2 separate regions of the Homo sapiens genome follow, and region 1 is linked to region 2. A link is an interaction called in ENCODE POLR2A ChIA-PET data of the cell type or tissue named here. Cell type or tissue: PC-3. All regions are shown on one strand. Each heading gives the region's core, and the rest is flanking DNA. Links, peaks and the distances in the headings are about the cores only.

What was found. Peaks named below come from ENCODE experiments on the same cell type or tissue, not always from the same donor. Only the 100,000 strongest peaks of a DNase experiment are listed, where the experiment ranks them.
Region 1: POLR2A ChIA-PET joins it to region 2 with 6 read pairs; 2 of 35 experiments call an interaction of 5 or more read pairs at or near these places.

The regions. Positions count from the first base shown.
Region 1 is chr12:110,913,926-110,925,797 of GRCh38, forward strand. It overlaps MYL2 (myosin light chain 2), which reads right to left and starts at 6,654. Exons shown (of 7, transcript NM_000432.4): 1 at 6,602-6,654; 2 at 5,179-5,268; 3 at 1,790-1,865; 4 at 261-365. The coding sequence starts at 6,604. RefSeq lists enhancers at 3,486-3,987, 3,988-4,487, 5,028-7,462. In PC-3, for the core only: no CTCF peak of the experiment used is centred there; DNase peaks (open chromatin) are centred at 2,756 and 3,776; H3K27ac peaks cover 1,008 bases.
Region 2 is chr12:111,129,083-111,140,954 of GRCh38, forward strand. All of the region lies in intron 1 of CUX2 (cut like homeobox 2), which reads left to right. Among named protein-coding and RNA genes, the nearest start is that of CUX2, 100 kb to the left of the region's middle. In PC-3, for the core only: no CTCF peak of the experiment used is centred there; no DNase peak of the experiment used is centred there; H3K27me3 peaks cover 842 bases.

The sequences.
Region 1 (11,872 bases), core at 1,072-6,071, 220 kb before region 2:
TGTGTGTTTTTAGTACAGATGGGGTTTCACCATGTTGGCCAGGTTGGTCTTGAACTCCTGACCTCAAGTGATCTGCCCGCCTCGGCCTCTGAAAGTGCTGGGGATTACAGGCATCAGCCACTGCGCCCAGCCAAGTTGCTGTTTTCATTATTTTTTTCCAATGGTGCTTTATCTCTTTTAAAGTTAACCATCTTCTGCCAGCCCCCCCGAAGAAACATAGACACATACACACAGACACACACACACACACACGACCTTACCCTTAAGTTTCTCCCCAAACATTGTGAGGAACACAGTAAAGTTAATTGGACCCGGAGCCTCCTTGATCATTTCATCAATTTCTTCATTTTTCACGTTCACTCGCCCTAGGGTAGGAAACACACACTCAGGGACTCCGAGCTGGGGAGAAAGAACCATTATGACACTGCCATTGGCTCCTGGGATTCCACTTCAAGAAATCTAGTCTAGAAATCATCAGAGATGGGGTGGATGGAGGCAAAGATCTTTTCTGAGAAGATGTTCTTGACAGTGTTATTTATAATAACCAAATGACTGGAAGCGACCCTAACATCTGATGTGGGAAGGTGTTCGTTATTTATTTATTTTTCTTTGAGACAGGGTCTGGCTGTGTCACCCAGGCTGGAGTGTAGTGGTACAATCTCGACTCACTGTAACCTCCGCCTCCCAGGTTCAAGCGATTCTCGTGCCTCAGCCTCCCAAGTAGCTGGGATTGCAGGTGCATGCCACCATGCCTGGCTAATTTTTGTAGTTTTTTGGACAGACAGGGTTTTGCCATGTTGCCCAGGCAGGTCTCGAAGTCCTGGGTTCAAGTGGTCCTCCAGCCTACGCCTCCCAAAGTGCTGGGATTACAGGTGTGAGCCACCATGCCGGCCAGTTCATTATATTTAAAATAGTGTCTTCAGAACCTGGAACATTTGATGCAGATATTTTCATTTTTCACTCAAATGGGAAAGGCTCATGTTGTAAATTAGCCCTTCACAGTTGGAGGCGGGAGAGACAGATCAGGATCACCTGAGGGAACTTTTACAAGTTAAACCTGCTGTAACCCACAGCCGTGGAGGTTCTGATTTACCTGCTCTAGTCCTGCCACAAGCCTAACTTTGTGCAAATAAGAAAAATCTGTCATTTTTTAAGCCAATGTATGTTTTAAGTATAAAAAGCTACACTCACTACAAATGTGAATACTTCCCTGTAGAATTGTGCAGTGCGCAGTCTGCACAGCTGTGTATGGTTGCCCTGAGTTCTAAGGTCAGGAGTAAGTGGTGGTGGCGGGTAGCAGATTGGGCATGTATATTTTGAAGAAACTCCATGTACTCATGCTCACACTGTTGAGATGATACATTTTAGAAGATAAATTCGAAAGAGAATGATTCCAATAATTTAAAAAACTAAAACCCAAACCTAACAGACATGTCTAGAAAGACTTAGAGGAGGGACTGGAATGTTCACAGTGGAATATGACCTTCTGGGTGATGTCATTTTCTCCTTTATACTTTTCTGCATTTTTTCCCCATTTTCTGTTGTGAGCTGACATTGCATTCAAAATCACACAAAAAAGTTATTTCAAGAGAAAAAAAAGATATCTGAAGGTACTCAAAGACTAAACACTTCTTTCCCATCCCCTGAAATTTGTCTTAAAGACCAGTTGTGGCAGAGTTGTTTCTTTGGGAAATGACACCATCTTGAGCTTTTCTGATGGTCCCACCTCCTGCTCCTCATGGATGTGAGATAAAGAGACCCTCATGCAGGGCTAGAGAGGGTGACATACCAAGGGCAGCAAAGGTGTCTCTCAGATCGTTCTTGTCAATGAAGCCATCCCTGTTCTGGTCCATGATAGTGAAGGCCTGTGGAAGGGAAGTGATTGGCAGCTCAGCCTGGGAGAAACTGGCAGAGTTGCCCAAGAGATTGGGCCAAGGACTTGGCAGGAGTGGATTCTGGGATCTTCAAAGATCATTGTAGGACCTCAGATTAAAAGTCAACAATTGAAGATAATCCAACAGTTTCTTCAAAACGTCAGGCCTCGTGTTATCATATGACCCAGACATTCCACTGCTAGATATATACCCAAGAGAATTGAAAACATGTCCACATAAAAGCCTGTACACAAGGCTGGGCACAGTGGCTCACGCCTGTAATCCCAGCACTTTGGGAGGCCTAGGCCCGTGGGTTACTTGAGGTCAGGAATTCAAGACCAGCCTGGCCAACATGGTGAAACTCCGTCTCTATTAAAAATACAAAAATTAGCCAGGCGTGGTGGCGCATGCCTGTAATCCTAGCTACTTGGGAGGCCGAGGTAGGAGAATTGCTTGAACCCAGGAGGCAGAGCTTGCAGTGAGCTGAGATCATGCCACTGCATTCCAACCTGGATGACAGAGCAAGACTCCATCTCGGAAAACAAAAACAAAAACAAAAAAACCTGAACACAAATGTGTATAGCAGCATCGTTCACAGTAGCCCAAAACTGAAAATAACCTACATGTCCATCAACTGATGAATGGATAAACCAAATGTGGTCTGTCCATACAATGGAATATTATTCAGCCATAAAAAGGAGGGAAATTCCTACAAAGGTTACAACATGGATGAGCCTTAAAACATCAGTGAAAGAAGCCAGACACAAATACCACATATTGTATGATTCAATTTCTATGAAATGTCCAGAACAGGAAATTCATGGAGACAGAAAATGGATTAGCAGTTGCCAGGGGCTGGTGGGAGAGGGAGGAGCAGGAAGTGACTGCTAATGGGTATGGGGTTTCTTTCGGGGGTGATGGAAATATTCTGAAATTAGATAGTGGTGATGGTTGCACAACTTTGTGAGTATACTGCAAACCACAAAACTGCACACTTCAAGGGTGAATTTTATGGTATGCAAATTATAACTCTATAAAGCTATTTATTTATTTATTTATTTATTTTTGAGAAAGAGTCTTGCTATGTCACCCAGGCCGCAGTGCAGTGGTGCAATCTCGGCTCACTGTAACCTCCGCCTCCCGGGTTCAAGCGATTCTCCTGCCTCAGCCTCCCGAGTAGCTGGGAGTATAGACGCGCATCACCAATGCCCAGCTTATTTTTCTTTAGTAGAGTCAGGGTTTCACCACGTTGGCCAGGCTGGTCTCAACCTCCTGACCTCAAGTGATCTGCCCACCTTAGCCTCCCAAAGTGCTGTGATTGCAGGTGTGAGCCACTGTGCCTGGCCCGTGATTCCTCATTTGTAAAACACTTGGGCATTTATAAAGTTCTGAGAATCTCCCTGACTGTCAGCTGAGATAGATTACTGGTCCCATTTTATAGATAGGGCAGGCTAGGGAGTGGAGAGGCCAGATGAGACACCAGTTTTTAGCTTTTTAAAAAATAATAGCTTTAGGCCAGGTGCAGTGGCTCACGCCTGTAATCCCAGCACTTTGGAGGCCGAGGCGGAGGGATCACTTGAGGCCAGGAGTTTGAGACCAGCCGGGCCAACACAGTGAAACCCTGTCTCTAGTAAAAATACAAAAAAATTAGCCAGGCATGGTGGTGAGTACCTGTAATCCCATTTACTCAGACAAACAAACAAACAAACAAACAAACAAACAGACCAAATGGGGAATCCTGGCTACATGTTTTGAGTTCTTTGCATCCCTTACCCACACCGCCGGCAGCTGATGCCAGAGGCTGGGAAAAGAGGCGGGTGTAGCTTTCTGCCTGGAAGGTGACTATCTCAAGTTCAGATATGACACTTGCCTCAGGAATTTCTCTTTCCCTATGGGACACGGCATTCCTGCAATCTGAATGTTAGTGAGGACAAAAGGTACGACTGTTCATTTCCTGTTTGGAAGCCCCAAATGGTTTCCCCTTTGATATAAAGCACACTAGGGCAGGGTGTAGTGGCTCATGCCTGTAATCCCAGCACTTTGGGAGGTCAAGGCAGGAGAATTGCTCGAGCCCAGGAGTTTGAGACCAGCCTGGGCAACACAGGGGGACTCAATCTTTACAAAAATCACAAAAATTAGCTGGGCACAGTGGTGTGTACCTGTGGTCCCAGCTACTCAGGAGGCTGAGGTGGGAGGATTGATTAATCTGGGAGGTTGATGCTGCAGGGAGCCGTGGTTGTGCCACTGCACTCTAGCCTGGGTGACAGAGCGAGACTCTGTCACACGCACAAAAAAAGAAAGCAGTCTGGTCTCTTTAGCATCATTTTAGCATAGTTCCCTCTGGAAAGCCAGGTGGGAATGTGGATGAGTCAGTGTGAGCCCTCGCAACGGCTGGAAAATGAATTCTGAGCCTGTCCATCCAAGCCCGTGTGCAGTTTGGCCTAATTGGTACTTTGGTTCTCTTCATAAGGTCCATTGCCATCAAATGCGATGGGGTTTCAAATGGGGCTAGTGGTTAATAATCAAAGACTGTAAAATGTAAAACCCAGAAGATACTGCTTTTCACCTCTCAGACTGGCAAAAAAAAATTGTGACTATTAATACCCAGCGTTGATGGAAATGTGGGGAAAGGCACGAGGCTGCTGGGCATAGGAATTAGTGCTGTGATTTTGGGGGGCAATTCGGACCAGCAGTTCTGCCTGTTTTTAGTTCTTTTGTTGTTGTTGTTTTAAGTTCCTTTGACCCAGCAGTTCTGCTTTTAGGAATTTACCCCCAAGAAATAACCAGAGATACAAGCAAAGAGGTGTTATTTATAGTAGTAAAACATTATAAACAAATGTCATATTTAACCATAGGAAATGGTTTAAATACATGATAGGAAATGTTAATGGTGAATTTCTCAACGAAAAAAATGCAGGTGTAATCAGTGGGCACAGAAGATTATAATTTTGTTTAATAAATATATACATAGATAACAAAAATGGTTTGAAGGGTATATACTAAAATGTGAACTGATTATCTCTGGGTAATAGAATTGTAGGTAGTTTTTATTTCCTTTTCTGTGCTTTTCTGAAAAATTTTCCAACATTTTTCAACATGGAATATGTTTTACTTTGATAATCAGTGAAAATATTAAAAATAGTTTCTTTTAAAAATTCACACATCCGTTCAGGCCGAATTTGGGATTGTTTGGAGGATAGAGGCATCTAATGAAAGGTCCCTGCTGGGAATATGGAACAAAAAGAAGGTTCTCCCTCGTGGGTGGGATTTCCATCCAGGCGGATGATTCAATAGCTGCACCCACCTCCTTAAATTCCTGGATTTGGGTCTGTTCGAACATGGAGAACACGTTGGAGTTGGCGCCCCCGGCTCTCTTCTTTGCTTTCTTAGGTGCCTGGGGGAAAAAAGCATCGATTAAAAGAGTGAGAGGCTGGGAGTCAAAAAACTAGGTCAGGCCCCTACTCTGGGTGTGTTCATCTCTGTTGCAGGGCTCAGCTGCCCATCTGTGAAATGTGGGTACAGCATCCACACTCAGGTCTCCAAACGGTGATGCTGGAGGGAGCAAAGGACATGACATGAAGTTTCTCCAGAGCCCTCTGGTACCAGTGGATCATAAGCGTTTGTGCATCTTGCAGTGGCTCCTTCACCAACTAGGAGAAGCCACAGGTGTGTCCCTGGGGATGGAGGCCACACCTTCAGATCGCCCCTGCAGGATCCAGCCACTTTTGTTCTGATGCATTTCACAAAAAGCTCAGTAATGCACAGAAGGAGAATTGATTGGAGGGAAAGAAAAAGTCAGGCTCACTAAGCCATGATGAATGCCAAGATGAAATGACAGTTCTTCAAGGTGTTAAAACCCAACTGCGCCCCACACCCCACAATTTTCCCTTGCTCCAAATGGCAGCAAAACCTCCTCTCTGAATGCTCCGTCCTTGCACCACATCAATAGGGCAGAGAAGAGCGAGTTGACCTTTCTTCCCCACCCCACTTCTCTCTGACTTTCAATAACAGCAAATGATTCGGTACTCTACATATGTATTATTTAATTCTCATAACCACTCTGTCAAGTGGATACTATTATTATCATCCCCATTTTACAGGAGAGGCAACTGAGGCTCAGAGAGGTTGGGTCACTTGCCCAAGATCACACAGCCACACACACAGAAGGCAGAGCCGGAGTTGAACTTGGGCGTTGAACTTGGGGAGTTGAACTTGGGCATTCTGACTCCAGAGTTCCTGCCTCTAACCACTCTCCCTCCTGTGCTGACCCTGATTTGGGGACTGCCCACTTCAGGAGGGGGACACCTAACCCAACAGCACAGAAAGAAAGGTTTTAAATTTGCAAGTTCAAAAGGTGAAAACAAAAACATTCTTTTTCCCAGCTGCCTGAACAAGAGAAAAGAATTACAATTTGATCCTTAAAAGCATTCAATCCCATTTTGCAAGTCCTGGGAGTTATTGATTCCTCGAGAGGTCAGTAGACAAGCCATAAAAAAGCCAACTCTCTTATTTTGTGTTTGTGAGTCCCCGAGAGCTGCTGTTATTTGTGGCCTATCGGGGCATTGATTGGGGTTCCTCTGTGCCCGCGCAGTCAATGGGGCTTTTTCCACAAGGGGCTGGAGGCTTTGAGGGCCGCCTTCCTCCCCCTCCGCCGTGGTCCCTCGCTTGTAGTGGCTTCCTCTCCTCGCCCACCCGGCATCATCACCTCCTGGAGCCCTTGTACTCACCATGGTGGAAAGGACCCAGCACTGCCTCCCGAGAAGAATTCCACACTCCGCCCAGCTCTCTGCAGCCCAGGAACAATAAATACTTCCTCCCCATGTTTAAAAATAACCCCATGACCGCTTTTGGCAGTCATAGGTGAGGCGGGCACCACCTAAGGCCCCCCCACCCCATGCCGTTCTTCTGAAGTAAGGGTGGCTCACTCGCCACTGGGTGACACGTGAGCCCCCAAAAAGGCATTCAAGGTTAAAGAGGCAGTAGCTGGGTCATGGTCACGGGGAGAGATGCTGCGCGCTCTCTGCGGTGCTTGGGCCGGGGACACTTGTGCTTGTCAATTTTGAGAAAAAAAATGGCAGGGAGAGGAGACTGCTAAAATGCTCTGTTTTATCAGCCTGGATCTGGCCTCAGGGTCTTTGCACCTGTGTGCCCTCTACCTGGAATGTCTTTCTGTCAGTCATCGCACGGCTCCTTCCTTCACCTCCTTCACTGCATCTTTGCTCATATGTCATCTCCTGAGTGAAGCCTCCCCGACCACCATCTTTAAAATAACCATGAAGGCTGGCACTGTGGCTCATGCCTGAAATCCCAGCACGGCGGGAGGCCGAGGCGGGAAGATTGCTTGAGCCTAGGAGTTTGCGACCAGCCTGGGTGACATAGGGAGATGCCTGTCTCTACGCAAAAGAAAAAAAAATAGCTGTGCGTGGTGGTGCATGCCTATAGTCTCAGCTATTCAGGAGGCTGGGACAGGAGGATCACTTGGGCCCGGGAGGTTGAGGCTGTGGTGAGCCACGATCACACCACTGCACTCCAGCCTGGGTGACAGAGCAAGACCCTGTCTCAAAACAAACAAATAACACAGCCACGCACCTCCTGCGCTCCGATCTCCCTTCTTTGTTTCTCTGCACAGCGTGAGGCAGTCCCGAACACTGCCCACAGTGCACTGACTCATTTTCTTCAGCATCTGTGGAGCGTCAGCTCAGAGGGCAGGGATCACTTTAGTTTCCCTCACCACTGACTGTCTCCCCAGCTCCCAGCTCATGATGCACACAGCAGCAGCTCAAAAATAAATATTTGTTGACTGAAGAAATGACAAATCTCATTGACTGAGCACTGGCACGTGCCGGACACTATGTGCTCATGGCTCCCACACATAATTTTCCAGCCACCCTAGAGGGTGGGGACCACCTCATCATCCATGCCCCCATTTTACAGATGCGGAAACAAAAGCTCAGAGAGGCGAAGTGAGCTGCCCAGGGTCACACAGTGATGGAGCTAGGCGTGGACCCCTCTGGAGGCCCCTTTGTCTCCAGAGTCCAGGCTCTTTAAGAGCCTTGAAAACAGCAGCTGCTCTCAGAATGCAAGGTGTCATTATATAATACTTTTACTGAAGACAGCTTTCCTGCTGGGTGCAGTGGCTTATACCTGAAATGCCAGCACTTTGAGAGGCTGAGGCGGGTGGATCACTTGAGTCAGGAGTTCAAGACGACCTTGGCCAACATGATGAAACTTGTCGCTACTAAAAATACAAAAATTAGCCAGGCGTTGTGGCGCGGGCCTGTAGTCCCAGCTACTCAGGAGACTGAGGCAGGAGAATCGCTTGAGGCCGAGAGGCAGAGGTTGCAGTGAGCCGAGATAGCGCCATTGCACTCCAGCCTGGGCGACAGAGTGAGACTCTGACTCAAAAAAAAAAAAAAAAAAAAAAAGGACGGGCATGTTGGCTCACACCTAGCACTTTGGGAGGCCGAGGCGGGTAGATCACCTGAGGTCAGGAGTTCAAGACCAGTCTGGCCAACATGACAGAACCCCATCTCTACTAAAAATACAAAAATTAGCTGGGCGTTGTGGCACATGCCTGTACTCCCAGCTACTTGGGAGGCTAAGGCAGGAGGATTGCTTGAACCCAGGAGGCGGAGGTTGCAGTGAGCCGAGATCGTGCCATTGCACTCCAGCCTGGGCGACAGAGCAAGACTCCATCTCAAAAACAAAGACCAAAAAAACCCCAAACTAAACCAAAACAACAAAAGATGGCCATCTTCCTGTGCCCTTAAAGACAGCCTTGGGATTCAGGGAGCAAGAACTCGGGGCTTGGAATCATTGTGGTTATTTAGTGTCCGTGGGTGGCAGGCCTGAGTGCCAGAGGCCACACCTCTAAGAAGGAGAATGTCCCTCTGCCCTCCCAGTAGTGTGGGTGCGGGGCTGATGGCTGAACCAGCATTCATTCCCCTTCATCGAGCCCAGCGCAAAGCAACAAATTCCCTTCCCTTGAGGTGCGTAAGTGCGAGGGGAAGATGGACAAGGAGAAAGTAAACAAATGCACAACCCAGACAGTTGCAGGCAGTGACGGATCTCATGCAGGGATGAGACAGAGGCATGGCAGTGGCCAGGTGACAGCCTCAGACAGGGGCGCAGGTGGGCTCCTCCAAGCAGAGTCTGCAAAGGGGGCTCCAGGCAGTGGGGACAGCACATACCTCAAGGCAGGGAGAATTTGGAGGCTTTGAGGAACAGAAGGCCCCCTGGGGCTGGAGTTTTCCAGAGCTTAAAAAAAGAAATCACTTTTCTTATTAGGTTTTCCAGAGGGTAAAAGGAGGTGAGACCTGGCAAATGGTAGCTATCACTCACTCCCCTTCTCAGGTGGAAAAATAATCTCAATTTGGGGGCACACAAACCCAAGGACCATTGATGGCTGTGACAAAAAAAGGTGTGGGTTTTTTTCTTCTCTGCAGTCCCACATGGGTTAGAGTTACCCAGGACACTCTTCTGACAGATCTTTAATAACAAAAGATGTGTTCATGTGTGTGTGTAGGCACATGCATGCACAGACAAAAACACGTCTGCACATGCATAGAGGCACACAGACACGTGCATGTACACGCATCCACATATGTGCAGTGCACACATCAAGAGGAGCTTTTCTGTCCAAGGTTCTCTGACAACACCAGAATAAATGTTTCCCTAGCTAATAGGCACACCATAGATTTTCGTTAAAACCCTGTGTGAGCAGTCAGTAGCTCCAACTGGCCAAGTGAAAAGGTTGTTGCAGCCACAGAAGATGTGGAGAGTGTATGATGGGGGGTGGGAAGCCCCGGGGTGGGGATTAGGATGGGCTGGGCCCCCAGAGTCGAGTGGGGGTGTGTGTCCCTGAGGGACACCTGTACAGCCAGGCCTCCAGAAGGGGTACTAGAGGAACCATTCTGGCTGGATAGCAAGAGGGGTTGTCAAATAGGGCACTCACCCTCTCGGGCCTGTTTCCTCACCTGGAAAAGGGAGATCACACACCTCCATAAGGCTGCTGGGAGGATTAAGTGAGATTGTGTCTAGGGATTCTGGGAAATGGCGGCCTGAATGGGGCATGGAACCACGTGGCTGCTGGGACGTGGAGCACGTGGGGTGTGGACTAGGCCTTGGGGTCTGTTGAGAGAGCCAGAGATCCAAAGTCTCTCTCATCAATGGGTTGTGTTGCCCCAGGGAGCCCCCAAGACCAGGGACAAGGCCCTGGGATTGGAGAATCCAGGGAGGACTTGGTTCTTTGTAGACTTCAGGGGTTCCTTTCAGCATCAGCCTCAAGACTGCGGGGGCTGGGGAGGGAGCGAGTGGGCGGCTGGGGCTGTTGTGCCCTGCCCTCAAGGCTGGGTGGCGGAGGCCTCTTGCTGAGAAGCACATGCCCACAGGACCTGAGACCCCTGCCTTTTTGCTACCTGTGGGATTCCTACAGCTAATAAGTTTCCAGCAGCTAGACCTGAGTCCCACTGAATAGAAGAGAAAAATAACTGCTCACTTGAGGCTGTCAGAAGCCAGAGAGAAGCACAGTGGGCCGATCCATCAGAATAGCAACTTCTAGAATATCAGAAACCCAAGTGTATTTGTTTCTTATTGCTGCTATAAAAATATTACCGATGTGGTGGCTTAAAACAGCACTTCTTTTTCTTTTGAGACAGGGTCTCACCCTGTTGCCCAGACTGGAGTGCAATGACACAATCATAGCTCACTGCAGCTTCGAACTCCTAGGCTCAAGTGATCCTCCTCTTTTGGCCTCCCAAGTAGCTGGGACTATAGTCACGCACCATCACGCTCGGCTAATTAAAACAATTTTTTTAGTAGAGACGGGGTCACATTATGTTGCCCAGGCTGGTCTTGAACTCCTGAGCTCAAGCCATCCTCCTGCCTCAGCCTGCCAAGATGCTGGGATTACAGGCTCAAGCCACCACACCTGGCAACGTATTTATTATCTTGTAGTCACAAATAGGACTGTGTTCCTTCTGAAGCCTCCTGGGGAGAACCCGATTTTTGCCTTTTCTACCTCGGAGGATTCAGAGGTTGGAGTGATGAGGACCACGAAGCAGGGAATGAGGCACCGACACTCCTTGTGGACCACGAGGTCCCCACATTCCTTGGTTCGTGGTCCACATCACTCCAACCTCTGAATCCAACCTCTCTGACTCCTCCGCTTCCATCCTTTTTTTTTGGGGGGGGGGGCGTGGGGGACAGGGTCTCACTCTGTCACCTAGGCTGGAGTGCAGTGGCACAATCTCGGCTCACTGCAACCTCTGCCTTCTGGGTTCAAGCGATTCTCCTGCCTCAGCCTCCCGAGTACCTGGGATTATAGGCACCCGCCACCATGCCTGGCTAATTTTTGTATTTTTCTGGAAGAGATGGGGTTTCACTATGTTGGCCAGGCTAGTCTTGAGCTGGTGAGCTCAAGTGATCCGTCTGCCTCAGCCTCCCAAAGTGCTGAGATTATAGGCGTAAGCCACTGTGACTGGCCCCGTTGACAATTTTAAAAGAAGAGATGAAGAGAGGGAAAATATGTAAGTATTCTTTATAGGTACACACTGCTTTTAAGTAAGAATGATTTTAGCCCCAAATCGAAGGACATGAATTTGCATATAGATATTTATTTGAGCCCCACTATGTACAGGGTGTGATGTACATCAGTAAAGCTTCATGCAGAGTAAGGGGAGAGATATACATATTAAGCTTAAATTCAAGAAAAGTGGAAATTTATGTTCAACTGTATTATGGTACAACAGTCCTCATTTTAGAAAATAGAGCACTGTATTAATTTCATTATTTTTTAAAGCCCAAGTACTGGTTTGCTCCAAAGAATAAAAATAAAAACAAACCAAAAAAAAACCTTAGAGAAATTCAAGTGAAACCCAAAAATGACTTCCTAGAGCTTTAAGACCTGATTTTTAAACTAAAAATTAAGTGAATGAATTTCAGGAAAGGTTAGTTTTGTTGCAATTTAAATAGTGGCCTAGAAGATGATATCTTGGGAA
Region 2 (11,872 bases), core at 3,240-8,239:
AAAGGGCTATCTCCATGTGCCTCCACACTGTGGAGCCCTAGATATTTCACTGAGGTGGAAGGCAGCTGAATTTTTGTTAGATTTATTTTCTACCTTCTGGCATGCAAATGTCTTACCAATAAGTCTAGGATCATTGGGATTTCTTGCTCACAAGGTCCAATAAGCATAGTATCATAAGTGTCATGGGCTAGGGTGAAATCTTGTGGAAGGGAAAGGTGATCAAGGTCCTTGCAAACCAAATGATGACGTAGAGCCAGAGAGTGCTGTACCTGAGCTAGGACAGTGAAGGTGTGTTGCTGGCCTTGCCAGCTGAAAGCACAATGCTTCCATCCAGTGGGCCTTATGGAAAGGGTTGGAGAACAAGGCCTTTGCCAGATCAATAGCTGCATACCAGGTCCCAGGAGATTCAGGCAATGAAACCACATCTGCAATTGGGTGTGGTACTGCAGCTGCAATTGGAGCCACCACCTGGTTAATCTTACAGTAATCCACTGTCATTCTCTGAGATCCATCTGTCTTCTACATAGGCCAGATCGGCAAGTTGAGTGGGGATGTGGTGGCAGTCACCACCCCTGATCTTTCTAGTCCTTTATAGTGACGCTAATCTCTGCCAGCCCTCTAGGAATGCAGGATTACTTTTGGTTTACTAATTTCCTACATAGGGGCAGTTCTTGTGGCTTTCACTTGGCCTTTCCCACCATAATAGCACTCACTCCACAGGTCAGGCATCCAGTGTGGGGACTGTGTCTGCTGGGTATGTCTATTTCAATTATGCATTCCAGAACTGGGAAATAACCATAGAATGCATTTGGGACCCCACTCAGCCCCACTGTGAGATGAACCTGAGCTAAAACTCTATTGATCACCTGACCTCTATAAGCCCCTACTCTGACTGGAGGGCTACGGTGACATTTTGGGTCTCCTGGAATCAATGTCAGTTCTGAGCCACTGTCCAGTAGTGACTGAATGTTCTGATTACTTCCTTTTCCTCAGTGCACAGTCACTCTGGTAAAAGGCTGCAGGTTCCTTTGTGGGGGGCTGGGAGAAAAATTAACAGTATAAACTTTTGGCAGTATACCAAGGTCCTCCCTTAAGGGGACCCGGCCTCCCCTTCATTCAAAGGGTTCTGGGTCTATAAATTGGCTCCAGTCTGTGAATTGATTGAGGGGCTGTGACACTCTGTTTTTATGATTCAGGTTAAACTTTTGATCCCTTGATCTAGAACTTTACTGCTCATACAGATCAAGTAAGAATTTAGTAGGTTTCCTCTCCACTTCTAGGAACACCATCACCAACTAATTAATGTCATATAGGTCTGTGTGATTACACTATTCTGACTGCTGCTTTGATGCTGCTGTCTGTTACAGTGAGTGTCCCCACTTGGCCCCTCCCACTCTGGGATCCAGTTATACCCTTTGTATTTAGGTTTCCAAATTCAGTGACCTCAGTTCCCATGGTAAGGATTGGCTTACAGAGAAGAATGATCTCAGAGCTCTTCAAGGATGATGGGGCTCCCCCAAAAAATTTATTTCTCACAGTGTTGGTTGATAATCATGTCTCTGGTCCTTCCCAGTGTGGGTGCATAGGTCTTAAATAACAAATCCACTCTACTGTCCCAGTCTTCAATCTCTTCCTTTTAGGTCCTTGAATCTCTTCCTTTTAGATTAAACCAAGGCAGTTTTGGCATCTCCATCCCCCTCACTGTGAGCCACCTTTTGGTCCATGTTTCAGCCAACCAACCCAACACATGGTTAGAACCCTTTCTAACTCCCAGGCTGCAACATTAAATGCAGAATCTCTGCTTAGTATGCCTATATCCATAAATTTAGCCTGATTCAATTTTATGTTCCTTCCACCATTATCCCACACCTATTGCCATGCATGTTCCCCAGATTTCTATCTTATGAATTAGAAAACTCAAGTTGTTCTTTTGGAGTGTAGCACACCTCATGGGTCACTTTTTTTATGCCTCCTGTATTAGTTTGTTTTCACACTGCTGATAAAGACATACTTGAGACTGGGAAGAGAAAGAAGTTTAATTGGACTTACAGTTCCACATGGCTGCGGTGGCCTCAGAATCATGGCAGGAGGCAAAAGGCACTTCTTACATGGTGGTGGCAAGAGAAAAAAATGAGGAAGAAGCAAAAGCAGAAACCCCTGATAAACCCATCAGATCTCGTGAGACTTATTCACTATCACGAGAATAGCATGGGAAAGACCAGCCCCTGTGATTCCATTATCTCCCCCTGGGTCCCTCCCACAACACATGGGAATTCTGGGAGATACATTCAAGTGGAGATTTGGGTTGGGGCACAGCCAAACCATATCTTTCCACCCCTGGCCCTTCCAAATCTCATGTCCTCTCATTTCAAAACCAATCATGCCTTCCCAACAGTCCCCCAAAGTCTTAACTCATTAGAGAATTAACCCAAAAGTCCACAGTCCAAAGTCTCATCTGAGACAAGGCAAGTCCCTTCCACCTATAAGCCTATAAAATCAAAAGCAAGCTAGTTACTTCCTAGATACAGTGGGGGCACAGGTATTAGGTAAATACAGCCATTCCGAATGAGAGAAATTGGCCAAAACAAAGGGGTTACAGGGCCCATGCAAGTCCGAAATCCAGTGGGGCAGTCAAATTTTAAAGCTCCAAAATGATCTCCTTTGATTCCAGATCTCACATCCAGGTCATGTTGATGCAAAAGATGGCTTCCCATGGTCTTGGGCAGCTCCACCCCTGTGGCTTTGCAGGGTACAGCCTCCCTCTCAGACACTCCCACGGGCTGGCATCAAGTATCTACAGCTCTTCCAGGCTCACAGTGCAAGCTGTCAGTGGATCTACCATTCTGGGGTCTGGAGGACAGTGGCTGTCTTCTCACAGCTCCACTAGGCAGTGCCCCAGTAGGGACTCTGTTGGGGAGCTCCCACCCCGCATTTCCCTTTTGTACTGCCCTAGCAAACGTTCTCCATGAGGGCCCCACCCCTGCAGCAAACTTTTGCCTGGTCATCCAGGCATTTCCATACATCTTCTGAAATCTCGATGGAAGTTCCCAAACCTCAATTCTTGACTTCTCTGTGCCTGCAGGCTCAACACCCTGTGGAAGCTGCCAAAGCTTGGGGCTTCTGCCCTCTGAAGCCATGGCCCGAGCTGTACACTGGCCCCTTTCAGCCATGGCTGGAGCAGCTGGGACACAGGGCACCAAGTCCTTAGGCTGCACACAGCATGGGGACCCTGGACCCAGCCCATGAAATCACTTTTTCCTCCTAGACCTCTGGGCCTGTGATGGGAGGGGCGGCTGTGAAGGTCTCTGACATGGCCTGAAGACATTTTCCCCCATGGGCTTGGGGATTAACATTAGGCTCCTTGCTACTTATGTAAATTTCTGCAGCTGGCTTGAATTTCTCCCCAGAAAATGGGCTTTTCTTATCTACTGCATCATCAGGCTGCAAATTTTCTGAATTTTTATGCTCTGTTTCCTTTTTTTTTTTTTTTTTTTTTTTTTTTGAGACAGAGTCTCACTCTGTCACCCAGGCTGGAGTGCAATGGCACTATCTCAACTAACCGCAACCTCTGCCTCCCAGATTCAAGCAATTCTCCTGTCTCAGCCTCCCAAGTAGCTGGGATTACAGGCATCCACCACCACGCCCAGCTAATTTTTCTATTTTTTATTAGAGATGGGGTTTCACCACATTGGCTAGGCTGGTCTCAAACTCCTGACCTCAGGTGATGCGCCTGCCTCGGCCTCCCAAAGTGCTGGGATTACAGGCATGAGCCACTATGCCTGGCCTGTTTCCCTTTTAAGATGGAATGCTTTTAACAGCACTCAAAGCACATTTTGAATGCTTTGCTGCTTAGAAATTTTTTCTGCCAGATACCCTAAATCATCTCTCTCAAGTTCAAAGTTCCAAAAATCTCTAGGGCAGGGGCAAAATGCTGCCAGTCTCTTTGCTAAAACATAACAAACCTTTGCTCCAGGTCCCCACAGGATCCTCATCTCCATCTGAGACCACCTCAGCCTCAACCTTATTGTTCATATCACTATCAGCATTTTTGTCAAAGCCATTCAACAAGTCTCTAGGAGGTTCCAAACATTTCCACATTTTCCTGTCTTAGCCCTCTAAACTGTTCCAACCTCTGCCTGTTACCCAGTTCTAAAGTCGCTTCCACATTTTCAGGTGTCTTTTCAGCAACACCCCACTCTACTGGTACCAATTTACTATATTAGTTCGTTTTCACGCTGCCGATAAAGATGTACCCAAAACTGGGAACAAAAAGAGGTTTCATTGGACTTACAGTTCCATATGGCTGAGGTGGCCTCAGATTCATGGCAGGAGGCAAAAGGCACTTCTTACATGGCAGTAGCAAGAGAAAAAAAATGAAGAAGCAAAAACGGAAACCCCTGATAAACTCATCAGATCTCATGAGAGTTACTATCATGAGAACAGCACAGGAAAGACTGGCCCCCATGATTCAGTTACCTCCCTTTGGGTCCCTCCCACAACACGTGGGAATTCTGAGAGATAAAATTCAAGTTGAGATTTGGGTGGGGGCACAGCCAAACCATATCACCTCCCCTTTAGGGGCCTGCTGGGAATTCAGTCTAGTTACAAGTCTAGAAGCAAAGAGGTGGTTGGGGGCGGGGGTCTTTAGGAGACTTAGGATTGTCTTGTATGGCAGCTACCTCAGGGGAGGCTGTAAGAGTTTCCCCAGGCAGTGCAGGGTTAATTCCCTCAGTAGGACGTGGAGAGGCCACTCCAGCTGGTGGTGGGGAGACTTCTTCCACTGGCAAGGAAGACTCAGAGTTTAGGGTCTCAGTGTGCCCAGCTTCACCAGGGTCTTCCCACCTGTCCCCATCCTAACTTTCAGGGTTCCATTCCATCACAATGCCTTCACTTTAGCAGCAGACACCCTACAAGGCTAGGAGTTCAACTTGCATTGTAATTCAGCCAGTCACAGAATGAGATTCTGGGTCTGATTTTCAGCAATCTCAGCCCTGCAGCTACAGGAGATTAGAGTCTCCCTCAGGGCATGCATGGAAGCTTTCAGGCCATTTATGTGGCACTTGAGCTGGTAACTTAAATCTCTAAACTCATCCTTTTCTTTCCCCATTGTGTCCAGAGACATTAGGACCAACCAGCCAATGTCATTGTATTCCTAGTTTGCCAAAAATGTTTCAAAGTATCTGGCATATCAAGTGGGCCTTAAAAAGAGAAAGTATTATGGACACTGTCACCCACATGCGTGCTTCTTATCAGTGGTTGATTTGGAATATCTATTGGAGATAGTTTGCATATCTCTATTAGGGAATAAACACCATGGACTATCAGTGTTCTCTTTACTACTGGAAATAGAGTCATTAGCATCTTTATATCTAATTGAATTAGAGAGCCAACCCCAGAAATCCCAAAACCATGTCTGAATACTCATCCTTAAAATTCTGTTCCTCTCTAACCACTCCTGGTGCCAAAATCTGTATTAGGGTTTTCCAGAGAAACAGAACCAATAAGATCTCTTTCTCTCTCTCTCTCTCTCTCTCTCTCTGTGTGTGTGTGTGTGTGTGTGTGTGTGTTTCTGCTGCTGGTATAGTCAAACCAAATATGTACCTAGAGCAATGTAAGCTGATATAGGTGATAAGGAGATGCCCAGGGAGACCAACTGAATTTTGCCTGGAGAGGTCAAGGAAGACTCCCTGGAGGAGGTGACACTTGAGCTGTGTTATGAAGGATAAAAGAGGGTTTACCAGAAAAACTGGGTGGGAAAGGGAACTCCAGGCAGAAGGACCATGTGTGCTTGGGTTCCTACAGCTAGTTCAGTGTGATCTAAACACACGGTACATGTGGGGACATGACAGGGACATGTCTGGAGAGTAGGGCAAGGTATTTTCCCTTGAGGGCCACAGAAGCCATTCAGGGCTTTGAGCAGAGCAGTGGCTGGGGTTCAGTTGTGTACTAGAAAGATTGCTCTGGGGACTGTTGATTGAGCACCTGCTGTGTGCCAGGCCCTGGAGTTTCAATGGCGAGACAGAAAAGGTCCATTTGGAGCTCTATTTTAGAGAGAAAGACTGTAAATAGTAGAAAGGTATGTGTGTGGTCCGTCCACAGTGATAAGTGCTATGAAGAAAAAAAAAAGAGAAGAAAGAATGGGGTGCAGGGGAGGGTGGGGTGTGGGATAGGTAGAGCTCATGCAGTTTTAAATAGAGTTTCACTGAGACAGTGACATTTGCACCTTTGAAGGATTTGAATAAGGCAGCCATGAGGATATCGGGGAAAGGGCATTCCTAGCTGAGTGAACCACCAATGCAAAATGCAAAATGGTGCAGCTGCTGTGGGAAGCAGTTTGATGGTTTCTCAGTAAGTTAAACATAGACTTAACCATGTGACCCAGCAATTCTGCTCCCAGGAATATACCCAAAAAAATTGAAAACAGGTGCTCCAACCAAAACATATACACAGATGTTCACAGCAGCACTATTCACACTAGCCAAAAGGTAGAACCAACCCGCATGTGCATCGCTCATGAATGGATAAATACAATGTGGTCTGTCCATACAATGGAATATTATTCAGCCATGAAAAAGAATGCATCTCTGACACAGGCTGCAACAAGGATGAGCCCCAAACACAATGCTGATTAAAAGAGGCCAGACGCAAAAGACCATGTAGCGTAGGATTCCATTTATGCAAAATGTCCAGAACAGGCAAATCCATAGAGACAGAAAGCAGATTAGTGCTTTCCAGGGGCTGGGGAAAGGAGAATGGGAAACAGATACTTGCTGGGTCTTGGGGTGATGAAATGTTCTGAAAGTAGATAGAGGCAATGGTTGTACAATATTGTGAATGTACTAATAAGTGCCACTGAACTGTGTGCATTCAGATATTAATATGCACTCCTACAATTAGTGTCTGGTTGACTGAAGGAGGAGTGAGGGGGCAGGTGGGTGCGGGGCCCGGGTGAGGACTTCAGCCTTTGCTCTGAGTGAGCTGGGAGCCTCAAAGGTTTGGAGTAGAGGGGTGAGGTCATTGACTCCGACGGCCACATGGGGAATAGGCCTAAGGGGTGTGGATTGGAGCCGGGACCCCATGAGAAGGATGCAGGAACATCGCGTGTTCCTGCACGTGATGAGGGTGGGAGGGAATGGAGGGGTGAGAAGTGACGCGATTCTCGGTAGAATTTAAAGATGGAGCCAACAAGACTTGCACGTGGGAAGTGAGAGAGAGAGCGGAGTCCACAATTTGGCCTGAACTATGGGAGGATGGAGCTGCCCTTTCCTGAGATGGTGGTGCCTGGGAGAGAAGAGGGAGGATAAAGCCAGGTGGGGGCTCTGCTTTGGGGCCAGAGGGGGCTGCTGCATTGACCTCGCCAGACCCAACAGGGGCAAGGCCTCTTGACAGGGAGACCCCAGCTGCATTTGAGCAGCCTCTGGAAAAATTGCAGGTGCAGCAGGGCCAGGAGGTTTTGTGTCAAGAAATAAAATGACAGGCACATCTATGAAGCCCTCAGCTCTTGGTTGGGCACTGTGCTGAGAGCCTTTTGCCCTTCATCTCATTTAATTGATGTAGCGTCCCATGGTTGCTACAGTTATTAACCCATTATACAGGTAGATGTGGAAGGCTCAGAGAGATTTGCCCAAGGTCACCCAGCAAGTAAGTGGCCAGCCAAGGTTTGGATCTCTGGGAGCCTGGCTCCAAGACCCAGCCATTTGTTTGTCAGGAGTTCTTGCCTTCCAGGACTGGAAAGGTCAATGCCTTTGAAGTCAGTGCAGGAACTTACAGGGTCTCACTAAACAGTCTCAAGTGGCTGAGGCAGGGGAGAGTGTATGTGTCAAGATTTGGTCTAAGAATCCGCTGTTTATTTTTTATGGCTTTTTTTTTTTTTGAGACAGGGTCTCGCTCTGTTGCCCAGGCTGGAGTGCAGTGGCACGATCTTGGTTCATTGCAACCTCTGCTTCCCAGGCTCAAACAGTTCTCCAGCCTCAGCCTCCCGAGTAGGTGGGACCACAGGCACGAGCCACCACACCTGGCTAATTTTTTTTTTTTTTTTGGTAGAGATGGCCATCTTGGCCAAGCTGGCCTCAAACTACTGAGCTCAAAGTGATCCCCCTGCCTGGGCCTCCCAAAGTGCTGGGATTACAGGCATGAGCCACCACTCCCATCCAAAATCCACTGTAAAGGGACACTTTAAAGTCCACTGTAAAGTCCACTGTAAAGGGACAGAGGCAAGAGAAGTATTGACCAAGTTGGTCTTAGTGCTGTCACCTCTCTTCTGCTGATGTTGTTGTTGTTGTTTGTTGATGTTGTCGTTGTTGTTGATGTTGTTAAATAGAATTGAAATCAGACACTTTGGGGAAAGGTAAATTCTGAAGGGGAAAATGGTAGAGCATTACTAGAGGTTATTTCTGAATGATGGGATTTTTATAAACTTTATTTATTTACTTATTTAAATTTTTTTTTGAGACAGGGTCTTGTTCTGTCACCCAGGCACAAGTGCAGTGGCCCAATCACAGTTCACTACAGTCTCGACCTCCCCAGGCTCAGGTGGTTCTCCCACCTCAGCCTCCAGAGTAGTTGGAACTCCAGGTGCATGCCACCATACCCAGCTAATTTTTAAATTTTTTCATAGAGATTGGGTCTCACTATGTTGCCCAAGCTGGCCTCGAACTTCTGGCCCCAAGCGATCCTCTTACCTTGGCCTCCCAAAGCGCTGGGATTATAGGCATGAACCAGCCACCATGCACAGCCCACCCAGAATTTGCTTAGGGGTGAGCATGGGGCAGGAATGAAGCACTGGACCACCAATTCCCTGCCCTGACATTGATGGCAGAACAGTGGAACAAGCTCTGGTCATGACAGAATCAGGTCACCTGAGTCCAGCCCTGCTGTCTGGCTTTGGGCAAGTGTCTTAACCTCTCTGGGCATCTGGAAAGAGACCGTATGGGTAGGCCATGTGACGGCTCTAGCCTGGACTGCTGAAAAGGTGGGGTCTCCAGCTGTAGGAACCCCTACTCCCATCCCCTTTACCCCTCCCACAGAGGATCTGCCACTGCCAGGCTGGCCGAGGGGAGGGGCTTGGCATGAGGACCAGCAGATGCCAGTCTCGCTCCACGCACAGATGTATCTGCCAGTTTCTGATAGGGAGAAGCGATCTGGGAGTCGCTCACTTCATTGATAATTAAATTCAAATTAAGAGAGATTTGCATTTATCAAAAGCCTGTTTGACAAGGTGTCACTGTTCTCATCCAGCACCCGGGCGCTGGGGAGCCAGCAGGGGGAGGTGCAGTCATGTGGGGGTGGGGAGAGAGGAGGGGTAGGGGTGGAGGAGAGGGGAAAACATCAGAGAGGCTGCCTGTCAGCCCTTCATTATTCCAGAGGGTCGCAGCTCCATGGTAAGTGGCAGGAAATGCTGTGTGGCCTCGGTCAGGCTGCTTGACCTTTCTGAGCCTCAGTTTCCCCATGGCAGCCCCCAGGGTTCCCTCCTCCATGGACTGCTACCATTTGGCTTCTGCTTAGGTTAAGAATCCCCCATCCCTACCACCCTTCTTGATTGAATGCTAGGAAGGAGAGCCATAGAATCTCCAGGGGACATTGTTGGTGGCCCACCCAGACCCCTTTGCCAAGCAGCACCCATCCCCGCTGTGACTTGACTGTTCTGTTCTCCAGGGAATTGCAAGATGTTCCATCCCATCCCACCCTAGGGGCAGCCCACAGCCCCTGAGTGACTTGATTCAGGGGAAGAGTAAAAGCCTGGCCCGCTTCCCTCAAGTTGGGACTGCACTATGGTACCATTCACCCCACACAGCTCCCAGGGGCGACACTGGACTCTCGCTGAGCCCACATTTCCACCCAGCTCCTCTCCTGCCCCCACCTGCTTCCCTTACTCCTGCCAGCTTCCTCTTGAGGGCATATCCCCGTCCCCCAATAAGTCACTAGCCCCCAGATCCCCATCTCAGCCCCCAGAGAACCCGACCCAAGACAGAATCCCATCTGGACTACAGGCCCGTCTTTGATCGCCATGTGACCTCCAGCAGGTTGTTAAACTCCCTGAGCCTCAGGGACTTCGTGGGGGGCATGAGGATAAGATAGCCCTCACTCTTTGGGATGGTCTACGAGGACCAAGGGACATGATGGATTTGACATTCCTTCTTGTAAACCAGAAGGTTTCATGTAACTGGAGGCTCTCTTTGGAGAAGAGAGAAAGATCCTGCTGGCCCGAGTGGTCCACAAGTGCTCAATAGGAGGAGAATGGATGGGGTTTGGGAGAGAAAGGAGAGGGGTATGTGATGGGGACATTTTCTGCCTCCCTGGCCTGGGATGAGCTGCAGAGAGTGGATGAACCACAGATGGCATTTGTGGCAAAGGTTTGAGCAATGGGCCTATGTTCAGAAATAATGGTGGTCGAAGTTGTGGTCATGGAGATCGTTATTTTTCCAGCACTGCGTTGGGACAGATACTTTCCAACCCCTCAGAGGAGGCTCTTCTAAGGCAGCGGGCATTTCTGGCTTTATCTGATCCAGCATCATCTCAGCCACAGCCAGCTGCTATTCTTCCTTGGGAGGCCTTTGTATCATGAACACCTGATTGACAAAAATCTGCTATACAAAGTGGATGAACAAAGGAATAGTTGTATGCACTGCATACAGTTCATCCGTTCCTTCCATGGGGCTGAGCTTCCCAAGGTCATGGCAAATAGGATAAGCGTTCAGAACAATTTTCTCCCAAGAACTGCCTACTGTGTCAAAGGTGGTGGACCCACCTTCACTCTGCCCGAGAGCCACTTGGACTTACAGGTCCAGATGTTAAAATCGGACAAACCCAGGTGCTAATCCAAACTCAGCCCTGAACTAGCCGTGTGACCTTGGGTAAGTCACTTCCCCTCTCTGAGCCCCCATCACCTGGTCTGTGAAATGGGGATATAAATGAGGGTGGTTAGGAGGATCAGTGAGGCAGTCGTGGGACCTGCCCTACAGTGTAAATGTCAGTATTTGGCATTTCCAGTAACTTCTCTGTTCTTTTTCTTCCCTCTGCTGGCTCCACTCCCTGTCCCTCACTGTGTTCCTTAAAGACATTTTTTCAGTGTTGAAACCTTCCAGGTCAGCGCTGCTTGCAAAAATAGCAAAAGACTTGGGGTGAGCTGGAAACCCATTTAACAACTTTCTGAGGACCCCTGCAAGGCTATACAGGGACTTAATTTCCCAGGCAGAGGAGCGAGAACAGCAGGTCCTGTGGCCATTGATGGGGGACAATTGACAATTGAAGGCAACTCTCACTTTCTCATCAATACCATAGATTGAGCTAGCAGCGAAGAGATTTTCAGAGTTTTATTCTTTTTGTGAGTCACAGCACCACCTATCAAATTGAGCACCCCCTCTTGATCTAGGAATATTAGTACAGAAGATAATATTATTTTCCCGGCCATGGTGAAGGCAGGTCTTCAGAAGCACTCAGCTTCCAGCTTCGTGGCTGGGTGCATCCTCCTCTTTTATATTAATAGGTTTCATCCACTAGATGTTCTCCATTTACACGCGAAACTGGAAAAAAGCAGCAGCTAAATATAGCCCCTGCACAGGCAGGCTGCCGTGGTCCGAAGCTAAGGGAACAGGCAAAATCAGAATAGGGGTGGGGGAATGCGCAGCCCTTGTCACACTCCAGTTGTGACTCCAGGGTGGCAGAGGTCCCTAACGTGAACTCGAAAGCTGTGTTACCTTTGGCAGTTTACACTACCTCTCTGAGCTTCAGTTTTCCCCTCTCTAAAGTGGCATCATTTCTCTTGATGATATTTCAGTTTTATTTCCTTGGCTCAGTGTTCCCACCTGGGGACGATGCCTGAGAAGTGAGCAGGGAGCCTCAGGTGACGCCTGCAGGATATGTTTCTCTGGTC